2 separate regions of the Homo sapiens genome follow, and region 1 is linked to region 2. A link is an interaction called in ENCODE POLR2A ChIA-PET data of the cell type or tissue named here. Cell type or tissue: GM12878. All regions are shown on one strand.

Region 1 (8,000 bases), 72 kb after region 2:
CGAGAACAGGAAAGAACCTGGAGCCAAGCTTGAAGGAAGTCACCATTTCGGGGATGAGTAGGGGAATGGTGAGCTAGCAAAGGGGTACGAGAAGTGACCAAAGGAAAGAGAGGGAAGCTAGCAGCGTAACGTATCAGAATTTGTGAAAAGAGGATGTTTCCAGAAGGGCGTGGAAATTGTGTTGAATGCTAATAAAATAAGAAAAGCGTAAGTCCACTGAATTTAGGAACATGGAGGTCACTGCTAACATCGGGAAGAGAAAATCCCATGGAAAATAGGCACAGAACCCAGATTAGGGTGGACTGAGGGGCGAGTGAGAATTAAGAATGTGGAAGTGATTACACAGAACTTTAGATAAGGGTCCAACTTCCTGTGATGACAGGCTGCATTATAAAGACGATGAGAGAAAACTGAACTTGGAAGGAACTGTGAAGGATATTGCTCTTGTGAAAGTTTACCCCCTTGAACTCGGTCTGAGAGGTTGGGTTTCCTTTTCCTGTGACGTAGGTGGACATCATGAACTGTGAGACTGAAAGCCTCCTTGGTGATGCTCCCTTCATAACTGCGGTGAACATTCATAACTGCTGTGAACCCAGAGAGGGGGTTTCGTTGGGGCGTCTTCCACAGGGGGACTCACGACAGTGACGGCGAAAGGCAGGAGGTGGGGGGAGAAGAACGTGCAGAGACAGAGAGGCAGTCCCACTCCTCAACACTTGTTTTCCAATGAGTTTCCTGGATTCTGCAATTAAATCCAGATCCTCGTGCATGTTTATAGGAAATCATAAAAGCGAAATGACACAAATAAATTTGGTGGCAACAAGAGAGAATGGTCTCTTTCTTAGTTCTCCTGTTGATCTGAGAAGCGACGTGTGCTGGGGGAAGGAAATAAAGAACTAGAACGCCTTCAGAGGAGAGTAGAGTGGACGAGAAAGAAAAGCTAAATATCAAAATGTCTAGACCCTGGGGTTACAGACCACAAAAAGAATAAATGACTGACTGACTGAATGACTGAATGAATGGCAAACAATAGGAAGTAGGTATGTCCTAGGGAAAGAATGGGGATTCTGTGAGCAGGAATCAGGCCACAGATGGCAGAACAGAGACTTCTTTCTGAGACTTCCTCCCTAGTTCAAGAGGAAAACACGTTCCAACGATCCTTGCTGCATTAGGTGTGTATTTCAAAGGGACCTTCAGGAGCTCCTAACCTGGGGCTACCAAGGTCAGAGAGGGGGAAACAGTGAGACTTTATCAGGGAAAGGAATGGAGCCTGAGTGCCACTCCCTGACGAAAAGCCACATGGGCACGTGAACTCGGGCCTCCTGAATTCCTGACACTTTCCCAAGAGGGACAGCACATCCATGCCCTGAGCCTCTGGAGGCTGCACCAAGTGGCTCACTCTCTGTGAAGCTGCGTTACAGGCTTGAGACGAGGCAGCACTTACGGGCATCTGCTAAGTGCTTTATATACACAACCTCACTGAATCCTCGCAGAAGTCCTAGGATGTCAGAATTCGCATGCTCACTTGACTACAGCAAACTAGACTTCAGAAAACGGATCTGCCCCCAAGGTTGTAATGAAGGGACCTGGATTTGAGCCCATATCTGCATGACTATAACTCCCACACCATTTCCATCACAACAAGATGCAGGCCAGGACCAGCCTGTTTCAGCTGAGACGGGCAAAAGAAATGTGTTGGGGGCAGAGGGCAGGAGACCATAGAGAAAGTAAAAAAATTGAAGAAGAAAAGGAAGGAGTGCCGGGTGCAGTGGCTCACGCCTGTAATCGCAGCACTTTGGGAGGCCAAGGCAGGCGGATCACTTGAGGTCAGGAGTGCAAGACCAGCCAACATGGTGAAACCCTGTCTCTACTAAAAATACAGAAATTAGCTGGGCGTGGTGGCAGGTGCCTGTCATCCCAGGGAGGCTGACGCAGGAGAATCGCTTGGACTCGGGAGGCAGAGGTTGCAGTGAGCTGAGATGGCGCCACTGCACTCCAGCCTAGACAACAGAGCAAGATTCAGCCTCGAAAAAAAAAACCAAAAAAAAAGAGGAAAAATAAAAAGGAAGGAGGAAAGCTCATTTCTGAGAATGAGCAGAATGACAGAAGAAACTGCCTAAGAAAGAGAAAAGAAAATAATCTGACTTGGGAAGTAAAAAAAGAAAAATGCCTGGGAATTTTTTTTTTAAATCAGGAATTAAGGACAGAAAAATCTGAATTTGGAAGTCAAGAGTGAGGATTCTCTAGGGAGAGAATAAAGATGCTGGGCCTTTCCTTTGGGTTTGAGAGGAAATAGTGCTTAAAGACTGACCTTCCTTTCTCTGGTCACGTGGCTGGTGCTAGTATAAATGCTTACTACCAGCCAGGTTCCTCACCATTTTTTCCTGCATGGCATGGACAGAAGCAGGGGCTAAAGCTCTGTTCCTCTCTCCTGGAAGCTTGCAGACCTCCCTTCAGAACCAATCCCAAGAAGCCACCTATCCGGAACAACACAAGGCAAGGCAGCTAGTGTAGTGCTTGTGCTCTGGGAAGAGAGGCCAGGATCAGGTTTGAGGGGAAGGTTCTGGGAGACTGGAGGAAGGATGTCAGAACCAAATGGAAGACTCATACCCAGAGACAGGAGCTAGTGTGAGGAGCAAGGAAACAGCCAGGAAATCAAGGCTGGAGAGTGGACAGAGGGACAGGACCTGGGTTGGGGCCAGCAAGGGTGACACCCCAAGTGGAAACTGAGTTACCCCGTGAAGAAGACGAGTTCTATTTATGGTCAGAATGCCACGCTCAAGGGCCAGTGAAGGCCTGTGGGCTTTTCTGAATATTTCTCTAAGGTCTTCTAGGGACAAGCCTTCCTCCTAAGGCTAGTGCTGGTTCATCCTTCTTCCCCTCCACCCTCCTCTAAGCCTCCCAGCTTCCCCTTTTCTTTTCTTTTTTTTTTTTTTTAGACGGAGTTTTTGCTCTTACCGCCCAGGGTGGAGTGCAATGGCGCAATCTTGACTCACTGCAACCTCTGCTTCCCGGTTCAAGCGATTCTCCTGCCTCAGCCTACCAAGTAGCTGGGATTACAGGTGCCCGCCATATCACCCGGCTAATTTTTTTTTTTTTTAGTGGAGATGGGGTTTCACCACGTTGGCCAGGCTTGTTTCGAACTCCTGACTTCAGGTGATCTGCCCGCCTCGGCCTCCCAAAGTGCTGGGATTACAGAAGTGAGCCACTGCGCCCAGCCCCAGCTTCCCCTTTTCTAGAGAGTCCCAGAGTTTGGTGTTGGACAGGAGAGGACAAGGTGGGGGAGAATCTGTGCTCTGCAAAACAGACGAACGGAAGTAGGAAGCTGGGCTGGTGGCTGGGCACTTGGGTCCTTTGGAGAGCTGGCACTGGGTATCCGCGCCTGGGGCGCCACAGCCTCTTTATACTGATAAGCATCTTACAGCTCTCTCCCGGCACTGATGCCTTTCTCTCCTGCAGGTCTCTGTCTGAGAAAGGGACTTGAGTAAAGTTAGAAACTGGCAACAGTAACTTCCTGTATCTGTGAGGACAGGAGGAGAAAGGCTAGGGAAACTGGAGGGGGAATTCCCTTGGGAAGCCACGAGTTGGTCTCCTCCAGAGACACATGATGGCAAACATAATCACTACTGCTTAATATCCCGCCCCAGGCAAAGTCAATAATTGCTCTGGGTAGTTCGAGCAGGTGGTGTGAGCAAGCCGTGGTGGCATCAGAAAGCACAGTCCTGGGAAGGGGACGGTGCCGGGGAGGATGTCCGCATCCTGAAGGAGAGCTGGCTGCGCGGGCTGTGAGTGAGACCTCCCTGACCCCGCCCTTTTTTGTTCCCCTCCAGGATGCTGCCGGACTGGAAGAGCTCCTTGATCCTCATGGCTTACATCATCATCTTCCTCACTGGCCTCCCTGCCAACCTCCTGGCCCTGCGGGCCTTTGTGGGGCGGATCCGCCAGCCCCAGCCTGCACCTGTGCACATCCTCCTGCTGAGCCTGACGCTGGCCGACCTCCTCCTGCTGCTGCTGCTGCCCTTCAAGATCATCGAGGCTGCGTCGAACTTCCGCTGGTACCTGCCCAAGGTCGTCTGCGCCCTCACGAGTTTTGGCTTCTACAGCAGCATCTACTGCAGCACGTGGCTCCTGGCGGGCATCAGCATCGAGCGCTACCTGGGAGTGGCTTTCCCCGTGCAGTACAAGCTCTCCCGCCGGCCTCTGTATGGAGTGATTGCAGCTCTGGTGGCCTGGGTTATGTCCTTTGGTCACTGCACCATCGTGATCATCGTTCAATACTTGAACACGACTGAGCAGGTCAGAAGTGGCAATGAAATTACCTGCTACGAGAACTTCACCGATAACCAGTTGGACGTGGTGCTGCCCGTGCGGCTGGAGCTGTGCCTGGTGCTCTTCTTCATCCCCATGGCAGTCACCATCTTCTGCTACTGGCGTTTTGTGTGGATCATGCTCTCCCAGCCCCTTGTGGGGGCCCAGAGGCGGCGCCGAGCCGTGGGGCTGGCTGTGGTGACGCTGCTCAATTTCCTGGTGTGCTTCGGACCTTACAACGTGTCCCACCTGGTGGGGTATCACCAGAGAAAAAGCCCCTGGTGGCGGTCAATAGCCGTGGTGTTCAGTTCACTCAACGCCAGTCTGGACCCCCTGCTCTTCTATTTCTCTTCTTCAGTGGTGCGCAGGGCATTTGGGAGAGGGCTGCAGGTGCTGCGGAATCAGGGCTCCTCCCTGTTGGGACGCAGAGGCAAAGACACAGCAGAGGGGACAAATGAGGACAGGGGTGTGGGTCAAGGAGAAGGGATGCCAAGTTCGGACTTCACTACAGAGTAGCAGTTTCCCTGGACCTTCAGAGGTCGCCTGGGTTACACAGGAGCTGGGAAGCCTGGGAGAGGCGGAGCAGGAAGGCTCCCATCCAGATTCAGAAATCCTTAGACCCAGCCCAGGACTGCGACTTTGAAAAAAATGCCTTTCACCAGCTTGGTATCCCTTCCTGACTGAATTGTCCTACTCAAAGGAGCATAAGTCAGAGATGCACGAAGAAGTAGTTAGGTATAGAAGCACCTGCCGGGTGTGGTGGCTCATGCCTATAATCCCAGAACTTTGGGAGGCTGAGGCAGGTGGATCACTTGAGGTCGGGAGATTGAGAACATCCTGGTCAACATGGGAAAACCCCGTCTCTACTAAAAATACAAAAAAATTAGCTGGGCATGGTGGCACATGCCTATAATCCCAGCTACTCTGGAGGCTGAGGCAGGAGAATCCTTGAACCCGGGAGTTGGAGGTTGCAGTGAGCTGAGATCACGCCACTGCACTCCAGCCTAGCGACAGAGCAAGACTCCATTTAAAAAAAAAAAAAAAAAAAAAAAGAAGCACCTTCAGGCTGGAGAAGCAGCGTAGCTAACACAAGTCCAGTCCTTGTGATGTGGCTGGTAGTTGGGGATGGCCAGGCTGAAGCAGAGAGTCCTAGAGAAATCTCGATACAAGCTTCAAAGCAACACCTAGACACTGCTCTAGCGGTTGATCCTGGAGATAAACCAACAAGAGAGAGATGGAAGAGAAATACTAAATGAGGTCAAAGAAGACTCAGAAAGGTTCTGAGCCTGGAGATGAGCAGGGAGGCCTCAGGGCTTAGACCTTTAATGATAGGGGTTTCCCTGCATTGGTTTGACCTGTTGCCTTTTTGATGTGCTCTGTTTGTTTTCATGTGTTGTCTTGTCTCCCCTGCTAAACTGGGAGCTGCCAGGGGTCTGGGTCTTATCTCCTTCCTCCATGGTACCCCACACAGGCCAGGATGTGGTTTGGTACCCAGCAATCAGAGATTGGCACTCCCTCATACAGGGGAAAGCAACCTGGTCTAGCAAATTGAAAATAAAGATGATAAAACTCTGAAGTGAATGTCCACAATTTTTGTAACACTGCTGCAAGCACAGGGAGGGCAAAAATAGGAGAGAGAACCAGATTCAGCAGCAAAGGGGAAAAGTGATGCATCTGAAACCACAGAAACATCTTAAGATAAAGAGGTGGTGTGGGCAAAGGAAGTGAGAGCACTGACGGAATCGTCTTTCGAGGGATGAATAGAGAGTCCGGACTTAGAAAGGATGCAGGGTGATTCCGATTCACAGTCATCTGTCTGCCACAGGGCCTTAAAACATGTCACCCTCCTGCTCAGAAACCTGCAGAGCTTTCCTATCATCAAAATGTTTCCTTGGCCAGTTGCAGGGGCTCATGACTGTAATCCCAGCACTTTGGGAGGCTGAGGTGGGAGGATCACTTGAGCCCAGGAGTTGGAGACCCACCTGGGCAACACAGTGAGACCCTGTCTCTCAATTTTAAAAATTTAATTTAAAAAGATGCGTCCGGCTGGGCACAGTGGCTCATGCCTGTAATCCCAGCAGTTTGGGAGGCCAAGGCGGGAGGATCGCCTGAGGTCAGAAGTTCTAGACCAGCCTGGCTAACATGGTAAAACCCCATCTCTACTAAAAAGACAAAAAAAATTAGCCGGGCATGGTGGTGCGTGCCTGTAATCCCAGCTACTGAGGAGGCTGAGGCAGGAGAATCACTTGAACCTGGGAGGCAGAGGTTGCAGTGAGCCGAGATTGCGCCACTGCACTCCAGCCTGGGCAACAGAGCGAGACTCTGTCTCCAAAAAAAAAAAAAAAAGTGCTTCCCCCAAGGAACTCATATTGTACCATTCTTTTCCTTGCTTTGTCCTCTCTCTCCCCTTCCAGTTCTACCTGCCTAGCTCATTTTTCCACAATAAGGACTCCTAGACCATTCTCTCTAGTTAAATGACCTCCAGCCCCTAACCTAGTAGTTTGCAACCCAGGCTGTACATCAGAATTACATGTGGAGGTGTGAAAATAATACAGAGAGCCACCTCCAACCTACTGACAGAATCTCTGCAGGTGGGGCCCCAGCAAGAGAGCTTTTCAAAAAAGCACCCCAGGTGGCCAGCTGGGGTCGCGAATCGCTGTCTTATCTCAGAAGCCAAATCTGTCCAAGAACTTGTTCTTCAAAAACCTTGCCTGCTTATTCATCCCCCCTCACCTCAATCCCACATTCTTCTACCTGTTTTTTTGTTGGTTTGTTTGTTTTTAGAGTTGGGGTCTCACTCTGTTGCCCAAGCTGGAGTGCAGTGGCACAATCATGGCTCACTGCAACCTCGAACTCCTGGGCTCAAGTCACCCTCCCGCCTCAGCCTCCCAAGTAGATGGGACTACAGGTGTACACCACCACACTCAGCTAATTATTTTATTTTATTTTGTGTAGAGATGGGGTGTTGCCCAGACTGGTCTTGAACTCCTGGCCTCAAGTGATTCTCCTGCCTTGGCCTCCCAAAGTGTTGGGATTACAGATGTGAGCCACCACACCTGGCCCTCCCCCATCTTCTGGTGCTTGCCTCTTCTTCACTTACAAAAATCCACTCAATATTCACTTTCTCCAGAAAACCTTTCCTTATTAGTCCCACTGAACTGAAAGCTCATTTTCTATTTTCCTCCTTCAAAAGAAGACTGGACAGGTGCCATAAGAACCCTGAATTCAGTGTCCATTCCACTTACTAAATGGATGGCCTGAAGCAAGCCACCTCCTCCAGCCTCTATTTCTAAATCATAGTGATTAGGATACTACATACCTCCCAAGATTATTCTGTGGATTAAAATAAGACTCTATGAATAAAATTGCTGAGAAATCATAGAATATTAAGTAGTTCTAAGATATAAATCCATGTACACAGATGTACCCTCACTTATTAGAAATATAATAAGTAAACATTAAAAATAGTGGAAATAATGCTGGGCATGGTGGCTCATGCCTGTAATCCCAGCACTTTGGGAGGCCGAGATGGGCAGATCACTTGAGATCAGGAGTTCAAGATCAGCCTAGCCAACATGGTGAAATCCCATCTCTACTAAAAATACAAAAAATTAGCCAGGCACGGTGGCAGGCACCTGTAATCCCAGCTACTCGGGAGGCTGAGGCATGGGAATCGCTTGAACCTGGAAGGCAGA
Region 2 (8,000 bases):
GACTTCTTGAAAAGTATAGATTACGATACTTGGAGTCAATGATTGGGCAGGTGACTCACAGTGGGCACCCGATGCTCCTCGATCTTAGCTAATGCAGGATCTCTTCAACTTTTTACATCCTTGTCCCCTTCAGAAGCCTCTTTGGATATACATCTTTCCTACACAGCACATTCCTCTGCCTGCTTATGCAATTTCAGTGCAACCAACACACTGTCGGTTTATGTGTTGTGGCCCTTTACAAAGACAGAAACTGGCTGGGCGCAGTGGCTCATGCCTATAATCCCAGCACTTTGGGATGCCGAGGCAAGAGAATCACTTGAGGTCAGGAGTTTGAGACCAGCCTGGCCAACATGGTGAAACTTTGTCTCTACTAAAAGTACAAATATTAGCCGCATATGGCAGCATGCACCTGTAAACCCAGCTTCTTGGGAGGCTGAGGCAGGACAATCACTTGAGGCCAGGAGGCAGAGGTTGCAGTGAGCCGAGATTACACCACTGCACTCCAGCCTGGGTGACAGAGTGAGACTCTGTCTCAAAAAACAGAAGGAAGGAAGGAAGGAAGGAAGGAAGGAAGGAAGGAAGGAAGGAAGGAAGGAAGGAAGGAAGGAAAAGAAAGAAGGAAGGAAAGAGAGAAAGAAAGAAAGAGAGAAAGAAGGAAAGAAAGAGAGAGAGAGAAAGAAAGAAAGAAGGAAGGAAAGAAAGAAAGAGAGAAAGAAAGAGAGAAAGAAGGAAAGAGAGAGAGAGAGAAAGAAAGAAGGAAGGAAAGAAAGAAAGAAGGAAAGAGAGAGAAAGAAAGAAAGAGAGAAAGAAGGAAAGAAAGAGAGAGAAAGAAAGAAAGAAAGAAAAGAAGGAAAAGAAAGCCACAAACCATTGTGAGATTTTTTGTTGTTGTTGTTCCCCAAGAACTAGTTTTCACCTATTTGGGATCAACATTGCTGCTGCTGAGAATGTCTGAGCTGCAGAAATGGTCCCATCTAATATACTGATAGAGCCTGTCTCACAGAACTGTAGCCCAACAAAATTAGGCTGAGGACCTTGCTGCAGGAATGGAGATCACACTACGGAAGAAGTGTGAGGTCTCGTACAAGAGAAGAGACCCAGTTATCATCGAATTTGAGCTAAGAGTAGCGTGAATTTAGATGAAGAGGTGTGTGATAGGCTCAACACAAAGCAGGGATGTGTGGAAAGAGGCCAGTGTTAGATGGAGGCCAGGAAGATTACTCAAGGTCCTGTTTCTCTGGAAAATACCAAGCAAAGATAAAGGTAGAACTTCGTATTGGAAAACTCCTTATCTGAAGCTCTGGTGGGTTGAAAATCAAGGTTGCATCTCTGTGTCAGAGACTCTGATCCTCTAAGCAGAAGTATATGTTCCTTTCTTACTCATGATCTCATGCAGCTAAGTTTCTGACTATCTTTGACTTTTGAGAACAAGGTTTCTTAGCAATATCCTTTTGTTAATTAGCAAAACAAGTTTTTAAAGGTTTACAAGAGAAACTTTTTTAGAAGGAGAGATCCTCCTTCACCGAAACCAAGGGCAGGTCAACCCAGAAGGACAAGAGGAAGGGAAGATTCAACCCATCTCGGCTACAGCTTCCTGAGGCCATAGGTCAAGTCTCAGCTTACAGGGGAGTGAGAGGAAACAAGAAATTTTAAATCACCCAGTGTTGGTTGGGTGCGATGACTCACGCCTGTAATCTCAGTGCCTTGAGAGGCTGAAGTGGGAGGACTGCTTGAAGCAAGACTCCGTAATCTAAGAAAAAAAGTTAGTCGGGCATAGTGGCATGTGCCCATAGTCCCAGCTGCTCATGAGGCTGAGGCAGGAAGATCGCTTGAACCCAGGAGGTCGAGGCTACAGTGAGCCGTGATTGTACCACTGCACTCCAGCCTGGGTAACAGAGCAAGACCCTGAAAAAAAAAAAAAAAGGAAAGAAGAAAGGAAGAAAGAAAGAGAGAAAGAAAGAAAAGGAAAGAAGGAAAGAAAGAAAGAAAGAAAGAAAGAAAGAAAGAAAGAAAGAAAGAAAGAAAGAGAAAGAAAGAAAGAGGAAAGAAAGGAAAGGAAAGGAAGAAAAGAAAAGAAAAGAAATGAGTAAATCACCAAGAGTGCGGGAAGATCGCTTGAGCCCAGGAGGAGGTCGAGGCTACAGTGAGCCGTGATTGTACCACTGCACTCCAGCCTGGGTAACAGAGCAAGACCCTGAAAGAAAAAAAAGAAAAAGGAAAGAGAGGAAAGAAAAAAGAAAGAAAGGAAGGAAGGAAGGAAGGGAAAGAGAGAGAAAGAAAGAGAGAAAGAAAGGAAAAGAAAAGAAAGAAATGTATAAATCACCAAGCGTGACCAGAAACCTTTGGAAGCCACCTAAGAAACTGACAAAGATGGTTCAATCCATCCCATGGAAGGCAGTGAGACCATTGCAGGCTTGAGCCCAGTACGCTCAGACTACTCAGTAAACCAGTGGCAGTGGCAGACAGGAGAGAGAGCAGGAATTCCCCACTGGGAGACAGGATGCCAGTGCCTTTTTATGAGTTAAACATGTATCCACTAGAGAGTGCAGTAAGTGGCCTCTCAGGCTGTGCATATGCCTGGTGGGGCATGGGAAGCTGTGCTGCAAGACAGGATCCGTCAGCCGGCTTCAACTGGGTTCAGCTGGGAGGGGGCAGACATAGACCTGGTCAGGGCCGGCGGAGGTGGAAGGGAGGTAGGAGGCTGGACTTGACTTTGGAGGTGGGGCTCAGACACTGGACCAAATTGAGGACTAGCTAAAACAGGGAAACAAGGACGGAGCTTAAGCGACTTCCCATAGGACATGCCCACCAGTGTCCCCTGTCAGTTTACCATGGTCATAGCAACAGCTGGTAATTACCACCCTTTTTCTAAAACTTTGGGCATTAACCGCCCCTTAATCTGCATGTAATGAAAAATAGATATAAATATGAATGCAAAACTGCCCTAAGCGGCTACTCTTAGCACATTGCTATGGGGTAGCCCTGCTCTGCAGGGGCAGTCACAGAGCTGTTGCACTGCCAGAACTATACCACCATCACTTTAATAAAACCACTTTCTTCTACCACTGGCTAGCCTTTAAATTCTTTCCTGGGTGAGCTGGGTGCAGTGGCTCACACCTGTAATCCCAGCACTTTGGGAGGCTGAGGCAGGCAGATCATTTGTGATCAGGAGTTCGAGACCAGCCTGGGCAACTTGGTGAAACCCAGTCCCTACTAAAAAATACAAAATTTAGCCAGGCGTAGTGGCCCGCACGTGTAATCCCAGCTACTCAGGAGGCTGAGGCAGGATAATTGCTTGAACCCAGGAGGCGGAGGTTGTAGTGAGCTAAAATTACACCACTGCGCTCCAGTCTGGGTGACAGAGTGACACACCATCTCAAAAAAAAAATAAAAATTTAAAAATTAAATAAATAAATTCTGGGTTCTGGGCAAAGCCAAGAACCTTCCCAGGCTAAACCCCTATTTAGGGCTCATCTGCCCTACATCAGAAGGGAAACAAAGACCAGACAAGGAGAGCAAGAAGCCTGGGAGTCTACAAAATAAGTTGCGGGACTCTTCCAAAAAAATGAAGCTGAGCATCGATAAAAGCTCAAAGACACCTGGAAGAAAAGTGAGACCACCGTTTCTGGGAATTACAAGTAGGAGACAGAGGTTTTTATTGGGGGAGAATAGTGTGAGAAGGTGCTCAACTTTTGACCTTCCTCTCTGAGGACATGACTCTTCTGGTTTAGAAAACAACAGTAAAAAGTCCCCAAGAGATACTGGTGGTTGTGGTTCCCAAAACTTCATTAACATCTGTGGGAAGCCTTCTGACTTTCCTCTGAGGCCAGTTCTGAAAAGCCATTCATATGGAGGCAAATCAAAATATCAAAGCAGCAGCCTGTGTTCTGGGAAAATGTTGCTGGGATCACATTCCAGAGAAAAGATGGGATAGAAGGAATGAAAGCTGATCAACATGGCTGGGTGCGGTGGCTCACACCTGTAATCCCAGCACTTTGGGAGGCTGAGGCAGGCAGATCACCTGAGGTCAGAAGCTCAAGACCAGCCTGGCCAGCATGGTGAAACCCCGTCTCTACTAAAAATACAAAAATTAGCCGGGCATGGTGGCGTGTGCCTGTAATCCCAGCTACTCAGGAGGCTGAGGCAGGAGAATCGCTTGAACCTGGTAAGCAGAGGTTGTGAGGTTGCAAAGTTACAGTGAGCTGAGATTGCAGCACTGCTCTCCAGCCTGGGCAACAAGAGAGAAAACTCCATCTCAAAAAAAAAAAAAAAAAAAAAAGAAGAAGAAGAAGAAGAAAGCTGATCAACACTGGTAGAAGTGGGGAAGGGCAGAGCTCACCTCCCATGGGAGCCAGGGTGGAGCTAGCAGAGAGAAAATGTTGTGAAAGAGGAAATGGGATACGGAAATATTTTTTGAGGAGAGGGTGCTTTTAATGGATTTAGAAGAATATAGTGGCTGGATATGGTGGCTCATGCCCATAATGCCAGCACTTTGGGAGTCTGAGGCAGGTGGATAGCTTGAGCCCAGGAGTTCCAGACCAGCCTGGGCAACATGGCTAAACCCTGTCTCTACTAAAAATACAAAAATTAGAGGAGTATGTTGGTGCATACCTGTAGTCCCAGCTACTTGGGGGGCTGAGGTAGGAGGATCACCTGAACTTTGGGAGGTCGAGGCTGCAGTGAGCCATGATCAGGCCACTGCACTCCAGCCTGAGTGATAAAGTGAGACACTTTCTCAAAGAAAATTAAAATTAAAATTAAAATTAAAAGAAGAGTATAGTGAGATAACCCAATCAATCATCCCCTGTTGCAGATCCCCCAGTCTCAAGGGTCAAATTGTGATTGGCACTAATCATGATGCTGTTGACCGCCTTTACTGGTGACTGGTCCTAAGATGGAAGTGTGACCCAATTCCAGCCAACAAAGGGAAATAAGTCTGCTGGGGGCCTCTGGGAAAGATTTTTCTCTATCTCATTAAAAAAATAGATGTGTAAGGAGCTGCGCTCCTACTTCTAATCTGGAACTTTCTATGGAAGGATGTGATACTTGGAGCTACAGCAGCCATATTGGGGCCATGAGGTTACAAACTTGAGGAAGAAAGCAAACAAGCTAAGGACAGCAGAGCAGCAGGATGTAAAGGGCCTGCGTCCTTGACCCTGTTGAGGTGGGACCACCAACCTCCAAAGTCACTGTAGTAAATGTTCCTTTTGTTGACTCACTATTGGCCAGATACCCTCTAACTTGCAGCTTAACATAATAGATCAGCTTATATCCTACTAGAACCTACCCATTGACATCTTCTCTCACGTTAAAATATTTTAGGTTCCTGGAGTTTCTAAACTCTGCCTATTTGCCTTATAGGAGCTATGTGATGTTAGCATTTGCCTTATTTGTTACAGCTGAACTCAGGAGATGTCTTACAGTTCTAGACACTAGCTCTAGCACCAAGATGTCTGGACTCTCCTCATTCAGAAGAAGGCTTTTGAGAGCTGACTGGCTGGGGCTGCATGAACATTGCTTTCCAAGACAAAAAAACACACGTGCTAGATGGGACCTTTTTAAGGTAAAATGTTCATCTGACTGACAATCTTAATTGCAAGCCTGCACTTTTATTAATAAAAATTCTCATACTTGAGCAGATCACCTGAGGTCAGGAGATCGAGACCAGCCTAGCCAACATGGCAAAAACCTGTCTCTACTAAAAATACAAAAATTAGCTGGGTGTGGTGGCACAGGCCTGTAATCCCAGCTACTTGGGAGGCTGAGGCAGGAGAATTGCTTGAACCCAAGAGATGGAGGTTGCAGTGAGCCAAGATCATGCCACTGCCTTCCAGCCTGGGCAACAGAGTGAGACTATTTCAAAAAAAAAAAAATTCTCATACTTACTAAGGGCTCTTGGATGCCATGGAAACAAGAGAGGGCTGAAAGACCTCTCTTTCTTGATGTGGACCATGAGCGATGTTATCCTGTGGAAAAGTACTTGTCTCTGTTCAGTGTTCTTGGGCACAGGACAGCTACCCAGTCCTTGTGCCTGTGGAGTCACTCAAACACACACAATGCCCACATGAAGATGGGGATATGCGGTCTTGGATGCCTAATTTACTACTTAAAATTAACACACACAATTAGATGATTCCCTTTTCCCTCCCCTCCCCTTTTTTTTTTTTTTTTGTTTCTTTTTTTTTTTTTCTGTGACAGGGTCTGGCTCTGTCACCCAGGCTGGAGTGCAGTTACGCAATCATGGCTGACTGCAGCCTCAACTTCTCAGGCTCAAGCAATCCTCCCGCCTCAGCCTCCCAAGTAGCTGAGACTATAGGTGCATGCCACCATGCCTGGCTAATTAAAAAAAAAAAAAAACTGTAGAGATGGGGTCTCGCTATGTGGCCCAGACTGGTCTGGAACTCCTGGGCTCAAGCGATCCTCCCACCTTGGCCTCCCAAAGTGCTGGCATGACAGGGATGAGCCAGTGCACCTAGCCTTGATAATTTCCAGTGGTTCTCTATGCTTAGAGCATTACTCTCATCTTTTTTTTAAACAGTCTAGAATGCTCTCTTAAAGCCTCCATAAAAATAACTCCTTGTTTGTGTATCCTTTGGTGAACAATCCAATGACTTGCAGGAGCACTTCCAGGCATCCCCAGCCGTTGCAGGCCTGCAGACTTCTTCCCTGGCCCACACTTGCTGGTCTGTTTGTTCACTCTGCAGTGAACCCTTCTGCTTACAGCTTTTCCAGCTAACCTTTTGACTCACAATGTAGCCTCTGACAAAAAGCAGACCAGTAGTTACCAGGGGCTGGGGATGGGAGAGAGGAGGGTGTTGACTGGGAAGATAACAGAGGGACATTTTCAGGTGATGGAAATGTTAGATCACTTGATTGCAGTGAGGGTCACACAAGAAGTCAAAACTTATTGAACTCTCTCCGTCCAGTGGGTGCATTTCATGGTGTGTCAATGAAGCCTCAATAATGTTGTTTTTAAAAAATGGTGTCACCTCACCTCCTGGCTTGTAGTGTTTGTGTACCTAATATCAATCTTGCTAAGTTTCCTCCAGCCAAGCAAGTCTCTGCTTTTGCTGGGCTGCTCTGCAGAGGCTGTGACTGCTGGATGATAACCCAGGTTACATAAAAGTGTAGAAACCATGTGCAAACAAATGATACGTGGCAACCAGCTTTTATCTTGGTGCTGGAGATCTGCAGGGCGTGGTGGAAAGGGCGGCAACTGGACAGTGCAATGGTTCATTTCACCTCCTGTCACCACATGGGGCTGTGGGGGCAGCTCTGTCATACCTTCCAATTTTCCAAGCTGAAAATCCAATTGTCATTGCTGTTTTTGAAATCTTACATTTTTAAAAAACTGATAACAAATTCAAAATGTTTAAGTATCTATGTGGGGAAAGTGAATCAGGCCTGAGGGTTGTGGACTGCTTTCTAGGTTTCCAGCCTGTGACCTCTGCAGCAGTGGAGGCAGAGGAGGGCTCAGAGGTCGGGAGGGAAGGGGAAGGAGCATGAAGAAGTGTGATTCTGCACGTAAGCACGGCCCATACTTTTACTCAGAACCCAAGACAGGCAGTTGACAAGAACGTCGGAAGATGTTCTTCCTCATCCCTCGTTCTTATTTTGCAGTCCCTCCCTGCCCCTACAGCTGTTCTCTGAAAGCTGTCACCCTCATCCACAAAAAGATCTTGGAGGCCACAGGCAAGGCAGGGAGGGAAGCTCCGAGGACTGATGCTGGCTCTCCTTCCTTCTCCTCCCAACTCCCCCTCCCAACTGGCACTGAAGGCAGGTGTTCCTCAGGCTCGGACCCTGCCTGCCTTTGTTCGTTTTCTCTCTCCTGTCTGCAGGCATTCTGATCCATCACAATGGCTGTTAACATTCATGACTCCCACATCTCCAGCACCAGACCCTTGTGTATCCAACTGTATAGAGAGACATCTCAACTTCTAGACTTTCAAGACCAAACCTAACTCCTTACTTCGTCTTCCTAATCTGGCCCCACCACCCAG

Evidence for each region. ChIA-PET counts read pairs that join two places held together with the same protein. Peaks named below come from ENCODE experiments on the same cell type or tissue, not always from the same donor. Only the 100,000 strongest peaks of a DNase experiment are listed, where the experiment ranks them.
Region 1: POLR2A ChIA-PET joins it to region 2 with 5 read pairs; 3 of 35 experiments call an interaction of 5 or more read pairs at or near these places.

What each region holds. Positions count from the first base shown.
Region 1 is chr19:35,445,887-35,453,886 of GRCh38, forward strand. It overlaps FFAR2 (free fatty acid receptor 2), which reads left to right and starts at 2,371. Exons shown (of 2, transcript NM_001370087.1): 1 at 2,371-2,493; 2 at 3,828-5,881. The coding sequence starts at 3,829. The coding sequence ends at 4,821. RefSeq lists an enhancer at 328-407. In GM12878, no CTCF peak of the experiment used is centred here; a DNase peak (open chromatin) is centred at 5,945; H3K4me3 peaks cover 589 bases; H3K27ac peaks cover 2,203 bases.
Region 2 is chr19:35,373,489-35,381,488 of GRCh38, forward strand. No RefSeq gene overlaps it. Among named protein-coding and RNA genes, the nearest start is that of GPR42, 6.4 kb to the left of the region's middle. RefSeq lists a cis regulatory region at 6,824-7,453. In GM12878, no CTCF peak of the experiment used is centred here; DNase peaks (open chromatin) are centred at 1,623, 3,763 and 4,253; H3K27ac peaks cover 2,733 bases.